2 separate regions of the Mus musculus genome follow, and region 2 is linked to region 1. The links are chromatin loops, found by intact Hi-C in ENCODE. Cell type or tissue: left cerebral cortex. All regions are shown on one strand. Links, peaks and the distances in the headings refer to the core of each region. The heading gives the core; the rest is flanking DNA.

Region 1 (8,350 bases), core at 284-8,283:
CCAAAAGATGTAGAGTCCTGGGGGATGGAGCCTGACTGCCTGAGACAGGCTTTGGGTAACATGAGAGCTGTTCCTCCTTCAGCATGATAGGAGTGAGATACACACTTCCTGTGTGTTAACCCACTGAGGTGCAGTAACACCTCACACCAATGCCCCCAAGCAACACAACTGTGACACCAGGGGATCTCCAGGAATGTGAGGTGACAGAATAACAGGAAAGGTGAGCAGTACTCAGCCTAGATCCTCACATTCTGGAATGTATCATGTTCTGGCCTTTTTTTTTTTTTTAGTAAATGTGAGTTCAGAAAACCATGATTCATATACATCTTTTAGTCCCACGGTACCCTTACTGACTGCAGGGACTGGATTACTGGTAACTCAGAGACTAAGGAGAATTTCTATTGTCAGGCATGGTGGTAGAGTCTGTGAAACTCTATGATAGACATTGAGAAGAAATAAAGTCCTGGGGAAAAAGAAACGATGAGGCACAACCCAGGCACTTGTCTAGACCAAGCCCTCTCTTTATAGCAACATAAGAGGATGTCTTTCCTAGTTGGCTTTCTGTTACTGTGGTAAACACCATGACCATAGCAACTTACGCTTGTAGTCACAATCCATCTTAGAGTGAAGTCAGACAGGAATGCAAGGCAGGAACCTGGAGAGAAAACTATGGAGGAACGGGGCTTACCGTTCACTTGCTGGCTTCTTACAGCTCACTTCCTTACACAGCCCTGGACCACATGACTATGGCCTCATGCTGCCCACAACAGGGTGGGTCTTTCCACATCAATTAGAATCAAGAAAATGCCTATAGACATGCTTTTGGGCCAATCTGATACAGAAGGATCTTCAACTGTGGTTCCCCACACTGAACAGATTTCAAAGATTAACTAGATTTCCAGGATCTCAGAAAGCTGCAAGAGCTGGGTGGCAGCTCAGGGACCTTTGAGCAGTAATGTGGGGGTATAAAGGTCTTTCTAGTAAATTTGTACTCAGGATAACATGAGTCTCACACATTCTCTAGTCCCAGATTAGCCCTAAAGTCTTCTGAAATTATTCTGGGTCCAGGAGCTAATATGAATTCCTATCACAAAACACAGTAGTAAAGTAAGTCAGGGTAGTGTGGGTAAAAGGCTTAAGGTTAAATTTTCCTGAAGGCTGAGAACCTTGAAGGGGGCAAGAATAACTACCTACACATACACACACACACAGAGACAAAGACAGACAGAGACAAAGACAGACAGAGACATACAGACAGATGAAGGGAGGAGGGTACTGAAAATAGTTTGAGGGCAGAGGTAGCAGAATCTTCAATAAAAATAAATAACTAAAACCAGATAAATGTAGTCCTAGAAGAAGCAGAGACAACTTGGGGCAAGACAGAATGCCCCTGTGTGCAGAGAAATGTCCTCCCCAGAGAGCAGAGTCTACCAGGAAAGAAAACAGTGTTCTTGAAACACTGGAAGTTCACTCCTGCCAACCAGGAAGAAGAGAGTCAATGTTCCTGGGAGATTTCCAAGGAACCAAGGGAAAAGGGTGATGGTTTAAGTCCCTTCAGCCAAGCAATGAGAGACACAGGAATACATTTACATTATAGATTTTGCCCTCTTCCCTGAGGGTCATTTCTCCCTCTCTAGTAATCCCTAGATGTCGCCAGTTGTGCCCAGCCCAGCCCTGGAGAGCTCTCCATTTCTCAAGAGCATATTCATGTTTTCACAAATATGAGCCTCACGGTGACACATGGTGTGATTCCTTCCTGCTCTCTTCTACCTTCCTCAAAGATTCACATCTTCAGCTTCTCATTGGAATGTACCTTCTGGGAAAGTAGAGCCCAGTGTCTCCACATCCCAAGGACTTGGATCTGAGAAGGCAAATTGGCCACACCACCCTGCCTCACCCTCCTTGGCCCTTGTGGGGCTGCCTGCCCTTCAAAGTAGGGAAACAACTTTCAGTTGACTGAAAACTAAGTGTCCATTCCGGTCTTAAGAGATTGCTTTCTTCTGAGTTGTGAAAAACATGATGTAAACACAGCATATGCTCTGAAGGCTCTAGAATTCTTGGAACCTCCGAGTGTTGGCTCAAAATGCCCACACATCTCCCTCGCCATATGTCTTGGGTTAGTGTCGCCCAGAAGGAAACCTTGAGGCAAGGTTTTGCATGCAAGTGATTTGCTTGAAAGGCTGAGGGAGCATCTGGGGTGGGTGAAGTGTGGACATGAGTCAGGGAAGGAAGGAAGGAAGGTTGAAGAAGACTGGATCTTTGAGCAGACAACTTTGTGCAATGAAGGACTGCTCCCGCCAAGGATCTCTGGAGTCTCAGAGATGCTAATGATCAAGAGAGCTGGGTATTCATCTTCCGAGTCAAATCAGGCAGCAACCAGGAACTGAGCTACCAGTAATGCTAGTAACTTCCGGTTGCCCTGTGTGCAGGACATGGGGAGCATTGATACAATTGGATGCTCATGTTCTGGAGAGATATGGGCAGCTGTGAGCACATCTGCAGGAAACGTCACAGTACCAGTGAGAATCTGAAGAACTCATACCACAGATGTGCACCTATAAACCTTGTGACAGAGACTGCACTTTGTTCCTCTAGCTTCATCCTTTTGGGTGCCCCTCACCTTGTCCTCCCGAACCTGGAACTAAACAGAATGGCAATCCATCTAAACACGGGGGAAAGCTAGAACCCTAAGGATGGCTGAAGAAGGCTGTTCTGCCTCTGACCCACAACACGTCTGTAAAAGGCATCCCTTGAGGCTATTGAAGTAAAGGGTCCTTCTTGATAATGCCACTGTTACTCTGGGTCCAGGTTAATGTGCTGAGCTTAAATCTTAGCCATCTACCTTTCAACACACTCATAGAAGCTGTGCCCTGGAATACTAATGGGACAAGCCACCTTCTGATCTTCCCTCTGTTTCTGTTCCCAGGGAGTTTAAGCAATGTTCTTGGAACACCCTAGGAGCATGCCTAGAGTTTCCATCTCTGATGGAAAGCCGTAGATGGGTCTCATCAGCCTGGCAGAGTGAGTCCCTAGCAGAAGAAGTATTGACCCTACTGGACATCCTAGTAGGGCTTAGACTCAGCCATGGGCAAGCCATGTGTCTGACTGGCATCTTTATAAAATGCAGGGTTTAGTGAGGCCCTTGGAGGTCATTTCAGGTCTATAAACATGAATCATAGAAGGAGCTCAGTGAGGAGGATGGGGTGACAGAGGGAAGGGGAGCTGGAGTCAGTGTTGATTCTTCAGAAGGGAGCTTCCCACTGCCTCTCCTCATCTTGACAATCACAGAAGCTGAGCCCAGCAACCCCATGAAGAGCTCCACAGAGCTCCTTCACTGCCGCATACTTACAACGGTTATGAGTCAGTACTCCCCAACCCCGAGTCTTCTGCACCACTGTACTACCACCCCATGACCTCGGGAGCATGGAGAGGGCTGCACCCCTCCTCTAGGAGCTGGACTGTCCTGGGGAGGCAGGTGCTGCAGGAACAGCAGCAGCAGCAATGTAGGCGGAAACACACCCTACATCCACTCCTCCCCGAAGCTCTCAGCTCTGCAGTGGCAGAGATAACCACACCACAGCCCTGCTTATCAGCTTGGCTCAGCACCCTGATTGTGCAGGGGCTGCTGACTTGGTGGCGGGCAAGCCACACAAAATAGGCTGAGCTCCATCAAGCCGGAGAAAATTAGTGTTGACAGCCAGGGCTGGCTACAGGCCATCTCTGGAGCTCTCCTGCCACGATCTGGTCAAGCAGCTGCAGATGCCTCTGGCTTGTTGTAGCCATCGGCATCTCCTGAAGGGCTCCCAGCAGACTGTGGGGTGGTAATGCGGCTACGACTCCCCTCCTCAGAGATGAGGGCTGGTAAGACAGGGTCTGAGGTCACATGACTGGGGCCAGTTTTAATGCCAAGCAGATAAGTAATGACTACCCCCCATCCTAACCATTTGTTCGTCTGAGTAACTCATGTTCCCCCCTTTCAGGAGACCCCTCACTAGCTGAGCTGAAACATGATTAACACTAGTGTTAAAAGTGATCATTGCATCAAGACACAAAGGATAGGACACAACGCCACTGTTCGTATCCTGTTGTAAGGAAGTGACATACACCCAGTAGCTTCAAATAACACAAACTCACAGCTACTATTCTAGGGGGATAACTCTTAGTCTATAAGGCAGACTCAAGTTTAAGCAGGGATGGTTTCTCCCGGAGGCACTGAGATGATCCATCTTCTTGCCTCTCCCAGATTCTAGACACCAGCTGCAGTCCTCGGCTCATGTCTTCTTCCACAACCTCAAAGCTCATCCTGTTAACATCACTATTATCATCCGAGCTCCTTTCCCAACATGCATCCTCCTGGTTCCTCATAGAAAGACCCTATGATGCTGTGGAGTCTTTTCACCTCAAAATCCTGATTTTAGTCATATCCCGAAAGCACCCCCAACACAGACAGGAACATATTCACCAATCTTGGGGATTAAGGTGGCTCTAATTCTATTCTACCAATGAGATTTGGAGGCTGTAAATTCCAAACAGTGTGAATCACAGAAGGATGCATCAAGTTACACTCTGTCAGTCATAGAAGGATACATCAAGGGTACACCCACCAGACACAGAAGAATTCAAAGAGTCTTCTATATGGACAGGAACCATCCACAGGAAGCCACGTCCATGCTCAATGCCTCAAGTAGAGTTAAGAACGGAGTTCAAAGTCTTGAGGCTGAGAAATCTAACTTATGAAGGAGTCAGCCTCTTCCTTCAAGCTGTGTGACCTTGTATGCTCTTTATCATCTCTGAGCCTCCATTTCCTCGCCAATAAAATGGGGACACTGTATATTCCATGAGACAATCAACACATGTCAAGTGTGTATCAACTTACTACAACCTGACTTACAGAAATTACTCCGCACAGATGGCCCATTTAGTCTCTGCCTCTGGTGGTCAGATGTTCATTTCACATGAAGAGAGAGAGAGAGAGAGAGAGAGAGAGAGAGAGAGAGAGACTGAGGCCAGAGGAGGCTGACAACAATAGTTGCTGAAGCCTGGTTCCACTGTTCTCATATTCTAGGTGTCCACAGTAAGGCTGATGAATAGAGGGAAGGGGCAACCTTGTTCTCAGAAGAAGAATACGTGCAGAAGGCAGTGTGCAGGACCTCAGGATTGGAGCACAGAGATCCCTGCCAAGGCAGCCACAGCTTCCAGACATGCTTAGTCTCTAGGGAGAAAACATAGGGAAGCATAGACATGTGCCCGAGTTCTGCCATCTATCCCTAATATCTATGTTTATCCATTGCAAATAGGATGTCAAGAAAATGCATACTATGGGGACTTTGCACAACCTTCTTCAGACAGAAGACAGAAGGATACTGGCTGCTGTGACCTCGGATAAGCCAATGTTTTCCTTGGCTGGTTCCTAGAGGAAAGCACAGGCTGTTTCCCTATCATTTTGCCTCTCCCATCAGATATGAGGGAGAGAACAATGCCAGTACAGAGCTCACCACGCTAACTCATTCACTCACTACTGTTGGCAGTGCTAGCGAGAGAACCTAAACCTCATGCAGACCAGGCAAGCCTGTTACCACTGAGCTACATACCCAGCCATCTTCACTCTTGCTAAAGTGTGAAGTGTTTAAAGAGCATCCCAACCAATAAAACAAATGTCCCTGACCTTGTGTAGAAGGGACAAGAATGAATCAAAGTATCTCACCAAAGCTTGTGAAGCTACAATCAGCGCCATCAAGGGGAATATCCCATGGATGGAGTCTGCAAAAGAGGAGCTGGGACAGATGTGAAGGGGGACAGGGGTGAAAGAAACCAGTTTCATCTGACCCAGGTCATCCAGACAGATTACATCTCCCAGCTGTCCTTTCAAGCTGGAGAGGCTGTTCGTTAGCTATTAGAACCGACGTATGTTGTTGCAGATCTGACCCCTCACAAACCTTACATATGGAAAATAGAGTTGACCCGAGGTCCCTGGCATTATCTCTGTTTCAAACAAACCATAAATTTCTCCCATGAACAGGTACTCAGAGCTGGAAGTTACTCTCTCCCACAAGTCAGTTTTACCTCATCCACCTCAGGAAGAAGAGTATCGGATCTGAACCAGAGAAGGGTGTGAATTCCCCAGATGCTACGATCGGCTGTGCAAAAGCTGGGCTTTACAGAGTCACACATCTAGCTAGGCAAGGAGGAGATTACCTGGAAGGAACAAAGGGACCATCCAAACAGTGATGATAGCGGTGTTCAGCAGCAGGTTCCCAAAGGTCATTAAGAAGGACTCTGACTCTACCCCACCCTCACACTGTAGCCAATAAGAGGCTGAGTCAACATGGGAAGAGTAGAACAGCCAGATGCACGTGCTGGCTGCCACAGGAGAATATACTGGAAGGAGAGAAGTGAGTGTGGCATGGTATGATCAGAGGGATGGTTTCCAAAACTGCCCAGTTTCAGAATGATGACACCTCTCACACATCAGCTTCATGGAAGCCCCCTGGACCAGTTAATAAGTTAGCCACAGGCTCCACTTAAAACTAGTCTTAGCAAACTCACTGACAGGTAGAGAACCTGGAGTCTAGTGGCCAGGGCTACACCTGGGTACAGCACATCAGGCTGACACCTGGGCTAAGGCTCATGTGAGAACACAGTAAGGAGTGTAGGCTCCTCCCTTGTCAACTGAAGCAGTGGTTTCCCGAGTGTCTAGATACTTCTGGGCAGGAATTCATCTAACTAAGGCAAATGCAAAGGCCAGCCTTGAACAAGAACTTATCTACAGTAACTGTGGCAGCTGTCAGATCTCAGCCAGTCTGGGGAAGTGATCGTACAGTCAAGGCCCACAAGAAGGTCCCAGTTGAAAGCCTGGAAAGTGCTCACAGAGAAGTGCCTCCTAGGCCTTTAAACTCTCAGGCAGAGGACCTGCAGTGTTGAGATAATGAGCATGCCAGCTTTGAGGTTGCAAGACTCTCGTATTTTAATTGGCTTTATGGTTCTGAGAGAAAAGAGTGAAAAGGTTTGCTTTTAACAGTCCTCAGTGTTACCCAAAGAACATCACAGGGTTCTGCCTCTGGTGGTACAGGAGTGTGTGTGTGTGTGCGTGCGTGCGTGCGTGCGTGTGTGTGTGTGTGTGTGTGTGTGTTTGTCACTCTCCAGCTCTGCAGACCGCTGACTCCTGGAGGTTACACACACCAGAGCAGGCTGCTCTCTCCCAATTCTTATTCAATTACATTCCTGTTCGCCTAAGAACAAAGAGCCTGCAAAGGGAAGTACAGCAGTGAGCAGAGGAGATTGCCACAAGGTAACCAGAGCAGAGGCAGCAACAGAATGTGGACAGAGGCAGAGACAGTGAGCTTGAGCACACCTGAAGCCTGAGGAGAATCAACTGAGCAGTGAACAAAGACCAATCACTCTGTCATCTGATCCCATTAGATAACATGAAGCTCTAGAGTGAGCAGATGGTGGAGACCAGCAGGTGCTCTGATCCTAAATGGATACTGTGTAGCCTTTACCCCGCCCCCAATACTAGGATATTAGGAGGTAGGGGATTTGGTGTAAGACTAAGCTTAGATAATGCCATGAAGCTAGGACTTCTTCCATGAGAGAATCATCCTACAAGAAGAGTAAAGGGGCTGGGCAGAGTGGCGCACTCCTGAAACCTCAGTCCTTGGGAAATTGAGAGGAAAGATGGTAAGTCAAGCCTAGGTTACAATATATAGCAATATATTCAATATATATGTCGCGAAAGTAAATAAATAAAAGACACTATCTTCTGTCTCTCTGTGTGTCTCCCTCTCTCTCCCTCTCTCCCTCTCTCTGTCTCTGTCTGCCTCTCCCTCTTTCTTCCTCTCTCCTCTCTCTTGCCCCCTTTCTGTGTTCTCTGTGTCTCTCCCTGTCTCTCTCTCTCTGTCTCTCTCTCTCTCCTCTTTCCTTCCCTCCCTCTTTCTTTCTTTCTCTTGCCTGAAATAAGAATATTCCCTGAAGTAGCAAAAAAGCAGTCAGCTGATAGCTAGGAACCAAGTCTGCCAGCATCATGGCCTAGGACTTGCGGCCTCCAGAGGTGTGAGGACAAATGCCAGCACTTTCAGTTGAGAAAACCATGATATTTCATCACAGCATCCCCAGCTGACTAAGACACTGAGCCTTAGAGAGCAGCCCAGGTACTGTGCCCTCAGCATCCATGATAGAGGCTGCATCTCCTAAACCCAACACTAGAATGAATCTCCTCAAACACAAACCCTAGGGAAATCTAACACTAAACCCCCTGCCTCTCCAGTCAAGCCAATTTATCTAGGTTATTCTTTCAAGAGGTTTATAAGAAGATGACTATCTAAAGTTGAAACCATTCAGCCTTATGGGGAGG
Region 2 (8,350 bases), core at 181-8,180, 100 kb before region 1:
AGATGGATTTAATTTAGCAAACTACTAGTGGTTGTCTACCATGGGTCACATATAATGTTTTTAAAAATAGCAGCATTTTCTTATTACTCATTATTTTTGATCACACGAGTTTGACAAGATCCTAGGAATCAAAAGATCCCTAAGATCCCATCTAGAGCTGTAGATAGTGATCCTCTGGAAGTGCTAGATCAAGGGTTACATTAGAGGACATACTCATCTCTCTGTAACCCTGAGAAGTGCTGTCTTAAAAGACAGAATAAGTTATGGGTGCACAGAAAGAATCATGGAATGCCAGACCAGTCCCCAGAGAGACCTACAAGGCACCTACCCCTTTGAAATGTCTATTAATAGCATAAAACATATCCAACTCAGGGAGGTCTGAAGCCAAGGTTTGAAGTCATGAATGTCTATTAACCCTCAGACTTCATTAATAATGCCCTTCAATTAAAAGCTGCCTCCCATAAGACCTAGGTCCTGTGCCTACATTCAAACCAGTTCCCATAGGTTTACAGAATTGGTGGGAAGAATTGCCCAAAATAAGGTCACCATTTCTAGGAACACATGGTACGCTGCTTGAACATCCTCTTAGCAGGATTGAAAATGGGGTAAGCAATTTGAATAAGGAAAAAAATAGAGTACCTGGTAGATGTGCTTAAGGTTATGCGAGGCCAAGTTCAGACCCTTCTTTAGTGGTACTGTCTGAAGTTGGACACAACTAAAATATTTACACAAATGCCACCCCATGCTGTGTGGAGGAACAACCTAGTCAAGGAGTACAAGGTAATATTCTTTTATGCAAAAGCAACATGAAAGAAAGTGGGACTGGAGCAGCTCCGCCAGCCTATATTCTCCCTTCCTGAGGACTAACTAAATTTAGAGCAGAGCGACCTTCTAAATTGTCTTCAAGTACTTGATTTAAAAAAAAAAAAAAACTATATCCTTATTCAGGACTTCAGAAAGCTGCATCTTGCTTTTAATGATGCCCTGGTTTTCCCCAACATCTTGATACTTTGAACTACAAATGAGTCACCAGCTGGACCCAGCATCCCAGCATCCCCAACCTAATAAAAATTTGATCCCCAAGTCTAGTGCTCTACTCCAATATTGGTAAAAGCTGTGTCCTTTAGGAGGAGTTTTCCCAAGGGACTGAAAGCCTGTTCTGGTGCCTCAAAGCAGGGGTCAACTGGCAGTGCCAAGACAAGAACTCTATCTCAAGTAAGATAAGCATAGTGATCCATTTGCCTTGTAGCAATCTGACCCCATTTCTCTAACAAAACACCCTTCTCCCCTTAAAACAAGAGATAGTCATGATTTCAAACATGATTCAAAATAAACAATTATTTCCAAACTGACCAGTGCCGGGTGGCCATTTCCCAAGAGAATCTGGGCTCCTGGTTTACAAGGCAAAGACTCTGTGGGTGGGTGGGCTGTGGGGAATCCTTTCCATTTTCTTAACTCTCCTGACTTGTTTCTCCTCTCTAAAGAACCAAAAGTTCTCCCCATTTCTAAAACCAAAAAGCAACTTGAACTCTACTGAGCTCAGCCAGGAATGTGAACCTCAGAGCACACTGGCACTTACACTTGAGGAAGGAGGGAAGATAAATATGCCCCCACACTGGAGTGCAGAACCCCCAGGAAAGAGAAAGAACACAGAGGTGGTTAGCCTCGGGAGGCTCAATGCCAAGCCAATAAACAGTGGTTGAAAAATACAGCATCAGGACTGAGGGATGTTCAGTTCAGTACCCACTTCAGAAGCATGGGGACCTCAGTTGGATCCCCAGATGCTACATTTTTTTAAAAAATGACAATAATCCTGGCACTGCGGAGGTGGGAACAGGCAGATTCCTGGGACTCAGTGAACAGCCACCCTTCTGGTCAAGCTCCAGCCCGTGAAAAACCAGACCTCAAGAGAAAATGATGGACAGATGAATAGTGACTGAGAAGCAAACCCTAAGAGCTTCTTCAAGCTTCATAATACATGTACACACATGCACACATGTGCACACACGTGCACACACATGCATGTACTTGTACCTTAGAGCTAGCACTCAGGGCACACTTTCATGTGTGTGTGTGCATGCACACACACACACACACACACACACACAATCAGTATCCTTTACTATGAAAACTTGTTTTATCTTCTGTCTTCCTCCAGTCCTTCCTTCTCTCTCTTCTTTCAGCCTCTCTTCCTTCACTCCACCCCCTGCCTCCTATCCTTTCCCTTTCTTTCTCTCCTCTTCCCTACAGTTGTCAGAGCAGAAATGGGTAGAGCTGAGTTTCTGTGTGAGGTTGTGCAGAACAAGTAAGCAGTGGGATGAGATGGAGGTGGAGCAAGGGCAGCTGGTGAGCTGAACACAAGAATGGGCAGTCCAGGACAGGCACTATGAATGCCCGGCTGTCTCTGGAGCTTTGCCTGGCTTGCCAGGATGCTCTGCCCTGCCCTTGTTTGCTCTTCCAATTTTCTTGGGTCACGAGCATGGATGTCTGTCTCTGAGGACATTTATTTCTCCTTAGCTTTAAAATCTTCTTCCATGCAAGCATGAGGTGATTGGAAGTTCTGGCTGGAATCTTGTAAAAAAAAAAACCTAAATGCAGGTTTACAGCCATTGCAAAAAATAGCTGCTTTATAATATCCTTTCCTGTCTCAGAGAGAAGTAGGGCTGACAGTGGGGAGCCTTCAGATAGAAGCTTTTGGTGAGGGGAGCAGCAAAGTGGGATCTGTTGTCCATAGATGGTTTCCTTTTTTGCTCTTGGGGGGTACAGGTGACTTCACAGCAGAGGTTAGTCTAAGCACATGCCATTTTCCTCAAGAGCTTTAGACGAGCAAACATAGACCAGAGACTATGAATGCCAGCACTCTGTGTGTGTGTGTGTGTGTGTGTGTGTGTGTGTGTGTGTGTGTGTGTGTATGTGTGTGTGTGTATCTGTATGTCTCTCTCTGTCTGTGTGTGTCTGTGTGTACCTGTCTGTGTGTGTCTGTGTGTATCTGTATGTCTCTCTCTGTCTGTGTGTGTGTGTGTGTACCTGTCTGTGTCTGTCTGTCTGTCTGTCTGTCTGTCTCTCTCTCTCTCTCTCTCTCTCTCTCTCTCTCTCTTTCTCTGAACCATTTATATGTTTTTAAAGCTGCTTAGCCTTGTAAGAAAGCCTTGCTAGGTTGCAGGCAAGAGCCTGGATGGAGCACTCCATGACACCATACACACCCACTGGTATACTCTTTCACATATTCGCAGAACCAGGAGGAGAGCAATGGTCTTCAGTATTTAATATGTAAATACTGAACAAGACCAAGCTGTGATGTTCCTGAAGCACCTGGTATAGCTCTCCTAGACTGTCAGAACTGCATACCTCTAGAACGAGCTCCCATAGTCCTGTTTTAGTCTCTCAGCACCAGGGGTCCTGATAGGGTGTGAGCTTTGCATTGTCCATATTGTAGACTTGAAAACTAAAGGCTGGAAAGATAAATGTTTCCAAAGTAACATTGAGAAAAGGGAAGAAGAGAGCCCAGGTCACTGTTCCAACCCCCATCCTCCCAAGAAACTTGGCATATGCAAATATATGCAAATAAGAGACAGGCTGTCAGGGTAAGCACAAGTAAGGTTTTAATGACTAGCAATGACTCATGGAGTCAGAAGAAGTGAGCATGCTATCAAAGGCATATAATAAATGTCATTCCCATCTTCAAAAACCCTGGGTTAATTCATTTTTTACCTCATCACTCTTTGTCATATGATCCCTAATTTTATTGACACATTGATATATAATTTGTGACTTGAATATCTACCATACCTCTCCCAGAGTACTTTTGCCATTGACTACTTGGAAGCCAGCCAGTATCATATACTCAGCCACATGGCTCCCTGCCTACTGCCAGACCCTCATAGTTCTCCACCACACCACACACATGAAACTGTTCCCCACAAGCAGATGACCCGTGACACCTGGTCACCGTGATCTCTGTCATTGTCTTCTAGTCTTCCCTGTATCATTTGGGAGCTGGAAAATACTCTGTTGCCAGACCAGCCTGGTGGACTTTCTCTATCACTACTTACCCAACAGAATATGAGAGGAGACAAGAGGAGTGTGCAGAAGTGGCCACGGACTTCAGGAGATATGTCACCCAGTCTATGTCTATGTCTGAAATATGTGAAAATGTAGAAAACTATGCCCAGGCCTGCTTGGCTGTGTTTGAGCAGGAAGAGCTGAGCTCTGGGTGATGTTCTCACAGAACAGATGGCAGGTGGAAGGAAAGCCACTCAACATCTGCTCTGCTCTGGTGTGCGGCAGGAGGAGAGCTATTTGAACCAGAACAGCAGGACCAGGGATTATAAAAAGGAGGAAATGGAGGGAGGGAAGGGAATTAAAAGGAAAGGAAAGAAGGAAATCAAATGAGATGAGACAGAGACAGGGAAAGCTCAAAATGTTTAACAATTACCGGAGCCCTGATTAGCTTGCTATTTTTCCCCAAACCTTTGCAGTAGGCAAGGTTGTGGGGAGGGAGTTGGTTTTCTAGAGTTGACATAAAACATGTCCCAAAAGACAATGAGCAAAATATAGATATCAATTAATCTATGATATTTCACTGAAGACTCCCCACTCCTGCCACTGAAAAGATCGGGAATAGGGTCACCACAGGCTTCCAGTTCTGAGACCATTTGAAGTTTCAAAGCAAAGACCTTCCCATACATAATCCCCAAATTTTTGTGGATAACCTTAGACTAATCAAAGGCCAATGAGAGATGCTAGGTGATAGGCAATATCCACCCATTCAAAAATTAATTAATTCAGAGCCTTCTAGTTTGAAGTAAGTTAATATAAGCTTAAGAAAGGAGCCAGCAGAAGTCTGGGCAGACCCACTCTGTTTTGACAGGGCTGATTGATAAGCAAGTTGTGATGAGCCCTGTGAAAGGCTAAGCAAACTGTGGTACGAGGTTCACACAGGTGGGAATGAAGGCAGGAATCAGAAAGAAGAATCCAGAGATCATGAGACTTTGAAAGGCTGCAGCCAAGAAGATAAAATTCAACCAGTAGAAATGTAAAGTCTTCTATAGAAGTTGTAAAAATTCATTTTCAACTTCAGTAATGGATATGGTACTCTCATAAGTGTGTAGGAAGAGAATAAAAAAAAAATTAAAAATCCTGCCAGTGTCTGTACTCAGGCTGGTTGAATAAAGGACACTATGAAACCCCAAGCTTTTCATAAAAGAGAGTCCTAAGTAGGAAATTAAGTAGAAATCAGGCCCTCTGAGAAGTACTTGAGAATTTTAGAGCATTTAAACTCAAGAAGGGAACACTCAACCCAGACACGGGAGTGGTGATACCATCTGAGTGGCTTGTGGATGATGGATCCTGATGGTCCCATCACTATGGATAGGTAGAAAGTGCATCAAGAATTGTAGTACCAGAGGGGAAAGCTGTAGGTTCAGAAAGCCAGGTGAGAGGGTACCCACCTGGGATCCCAGCACTGGAAAGGCCCAAGGCAAGATCAGGAGTCTGAACCAAGCCTGGGCCATATAGCAAGACCCTATCTCAAAACAGCAACAAAAGAGTGCCCTGAAAAAGTCTCTGGGCCACTTCCCTACTTACGGACTGGGCTGTACTCAAGAGATAAAGAGGAAGAAGAAGAAAAAGAATATAGGCATTTAAATGGGTGGGCACGTGGGAAGATTCAGCTGTAGGCAACTAGAAGAGCTCTGGTGTCAATTGCTGCTGGATCCAGGAGGGAGCAGAGAGAACCCATAGCTGCGGAACAGGAGGAACTTGGAGAAGTTGCAAGTTCGGGGTTTGGGGGTGGGGCAGTGTAGAATGGAAAATGTGTTGGAGTCACCATGGAAGCTCCCATTGAGCAACACTGTGCTGAAGAGCTCCTCGGCAGGAGTCCCTTTGAGAGCATCCATCGCAAGGGTGGCCCAGGGAAGCACAGGGCAAGTCAAGTGTCCTTCTCGGTGCTGCTTCTTTAGGGAATGGAAAGCCCAGCTTGGAGCAGGAATCACCTAGTGTTGGTGTCTGAGCTAGAAAAAACCAACAACATAAAGCTCTATGAGAATATGTGTTGCAGGGGGAGAACAACTCACCCTGGGTGTCCTAGAACTTAAGGGGCATTTGGTGTAAGACGGCAGCGGACAGCCACTGTGGTGGCCCGCAACCCCAGCTCTGGACCCGCTAAAGGTAGCACATATTGCGATAGCTGCCTGAGGCCCGAGGGAAAGGATCCTAAATTTCATTAAGGAAGCTAATTTGAAAGCCTCCGTCACCATTAGAGATCCTATATTCCAGAACTATTAAAATGTACTCACTTGCTCCAGAAACACTCCTTCCCCTAAATGAAAGCATGTCTGAGATGTGCCTCCGGCTCTTCACCCCTCCCTATGTGAACGTGAACAATGCTCCAAGTCTCATCTCTGCTCAGATCCCTCCCTAATGTGACTCTTAGCCAGTCTCTAAACAGCCTCACCTAACACCTTCTAGCTTTAAAACAGGTCCCCCAGCTCTCCATATCCTACCAGACTCTGGTCTCATCCTGTGCACCCCAATTCTAGCCTTTCTCTGAATTCCATGCAGTCCCCACCCTATCACAACTGGTAGAGCTCTGATTTTTTTTTTTTTTCAATTTATCTCCAAAGGCAACATCACATAACACTATCATTTGCAACCCCAAACTACTGGAATTCTTAACCCAGTGCTCACAGATTCTCACCTGGACCCCCGTAGGAAGCTGGTAGCAGAACATTGTACCCAACTTCCTGTCTAAACCTTCTGAGTAAGAGACATGATGAATGCTGGGGTCTGCCCCCCCCCCCGACCCTCTACCACCATGTTTGCAAGCAGCATCCCCCTCATCTTAGCCAGGTAACAGTTTTCAGACCACACTAGTCACCTCTATGATGTTGGGGCCACCCTCATCCATCACCATGCAAGCGAACTCTCTATTGAGTAAAACAGAGCTGTCCTTTCCTGAACACACACATTATTCCAGTGCCTGTAAATTTTCTGTGGAGCGCATGGCCCACCAATTCTAACCCCTCAAGTTCCAAGTCTCTTCTAAACAGATCAGTCTCCCTAGCTCCTGAGATTGGCCCATCCTGATACACCACTATCCTTAGATAATTTCCCTTACCCTGCTGAGGCCAGGTGTCTGTTCCTTGGTACCCCTCAGGGTCTGACTCTCATTCTGCTCCAGGTATCAAGGACCACTAAAACAGCAAAGAAATTGTCCGTGCTGTAAACACTGGACAGACCTCTCACCACTGGACATATTCACAACTCACTCTCCTCATCTCTAAATGCCACATAGTAATACTAAGAGGGACTTAACCTGCACTCCTAAGAAGCATGGTATGATACAGATCCTTAGAGCATGCTCCAGGGTCATGCTACCCTACTCAGGCCATCCAAACTCCAAACTACTCAGCTTAGTTCCAGGGAGCTTGTAGAAAGAAGGAATTCCAACTAGCACAACTTCCCTCAAATTATCAGCTGAGTTGGAAGCAGGGCATGGTAGCTCAAACAGAAGGAAGACATCTGTTCTCAAAGGTCGATATAGGCAGGGTTGACTGACATGGCTTTGGAGCTAAATCCTGAAGTGATCTGAGCCTGAGAAAGAGGCCAGTCAAGACCTCTGCAGTTAGATGAACACTTGGGAATTCTATTGTCCTTTGTGGAGCCCAAGACACCTACCCATCATCCTGAGAAGCCCCCAGGGAGTGCTGAGGCTGACCTGAAGCAAAGACACAGTATATGGCCAAGTGTAGGGGTTGGGTATCTCAGATTTACGAGCCCAGTGTAAGTTGAAGACAAGTGTTAAGTTTGGTCCTCTTTCTTAGCATATTGTACTAGCCCCTGTTGGGTGTTTCATGGAGCTAATTAATCCCAGCTTCTGGCATTCCATAGATATATTTACTTTGTACGTGTTAAATCATTCAGGAAGAGAAGAGACTCGGGCTATTTACTTCATCTTCACAGACAAATATAAAGACACGAGCTGAGAGATTCAGTGCTATTTTGCTTCCTGTGTTTCTCCATGTGGGTGGAATAGAGGGGGCCAGTTTTGTCTTCTAGACTGAACCCATCTGTGCACCATGTTGAGGCTGCCAACGGGAATAGGCATGACCTGGTGGCTTCTAGAACAAGCTTTCTGGTCTTTGGGGTTCCGGGTGATAAGAAATTGACCTGAGGTTGTCTCCATGTCTTCCCACACATGAGACATAACAGGCAAATCACAGCCCGAGAGAAGGAGGTGGAAATGTCCCTACATAGGCGTTCCTTCAGTATGGAGCCACACACCATTAAATAAATTCATTTCCAGAAACTTCTGCTCCTTGAGCAGGATCCCTAACATGAAGTCTTAGAG

The links. Hi-C counts contacts between places; a loop is a spot of excess contacts. Peaks named below come from ENCODE experiments on the same cell type or tissue, not always from the same donor. Only the 100,000 strongest peaks of a DNase experiment are listed, where the experiment ranks them.
Region 2: a loop joins it to region 1, with 4 times the contacts of the local background. A loop is called at or near these places in 2 of 42 quality-filtered maps.

The regions. Positions count from the first base shown.
Region 1 is chr16:96,529,199-96,537,548 of GRCm38, reverse strand. No RefSeq gene overlaps it. Among named protein-coding and RNA genes, the nearest start is that of Pcp4, 66 kb to the right of the region's middle. In left cerebral cortex, for the core only: no CTCF peak of the experiment used is centred there; DNase peaks (open chromatin) are centred at 2,113, 3,333 and 3,548; H3K27ac peaks cover 2,026 bases.
Region 2 is chr16:96,630,163-96,638,512 of GRCm38, reverse strand. All of the region lies in intron 27 of Dscam (DS cell adhesion molecule), which reads left to right. Among named protein-coding and RNA genes, the nearest start is that of Gm32509, 85 kb to the left of the region's middle. In left cerebral cortex, for the core only: no CTCF peak of the experiment used is centred there; DNase peaks (open chromatin) are centred at 3,487, 4,227, 5,069, 8,026 and 3 more places; H3K27ac peaks cover 5,732 bases.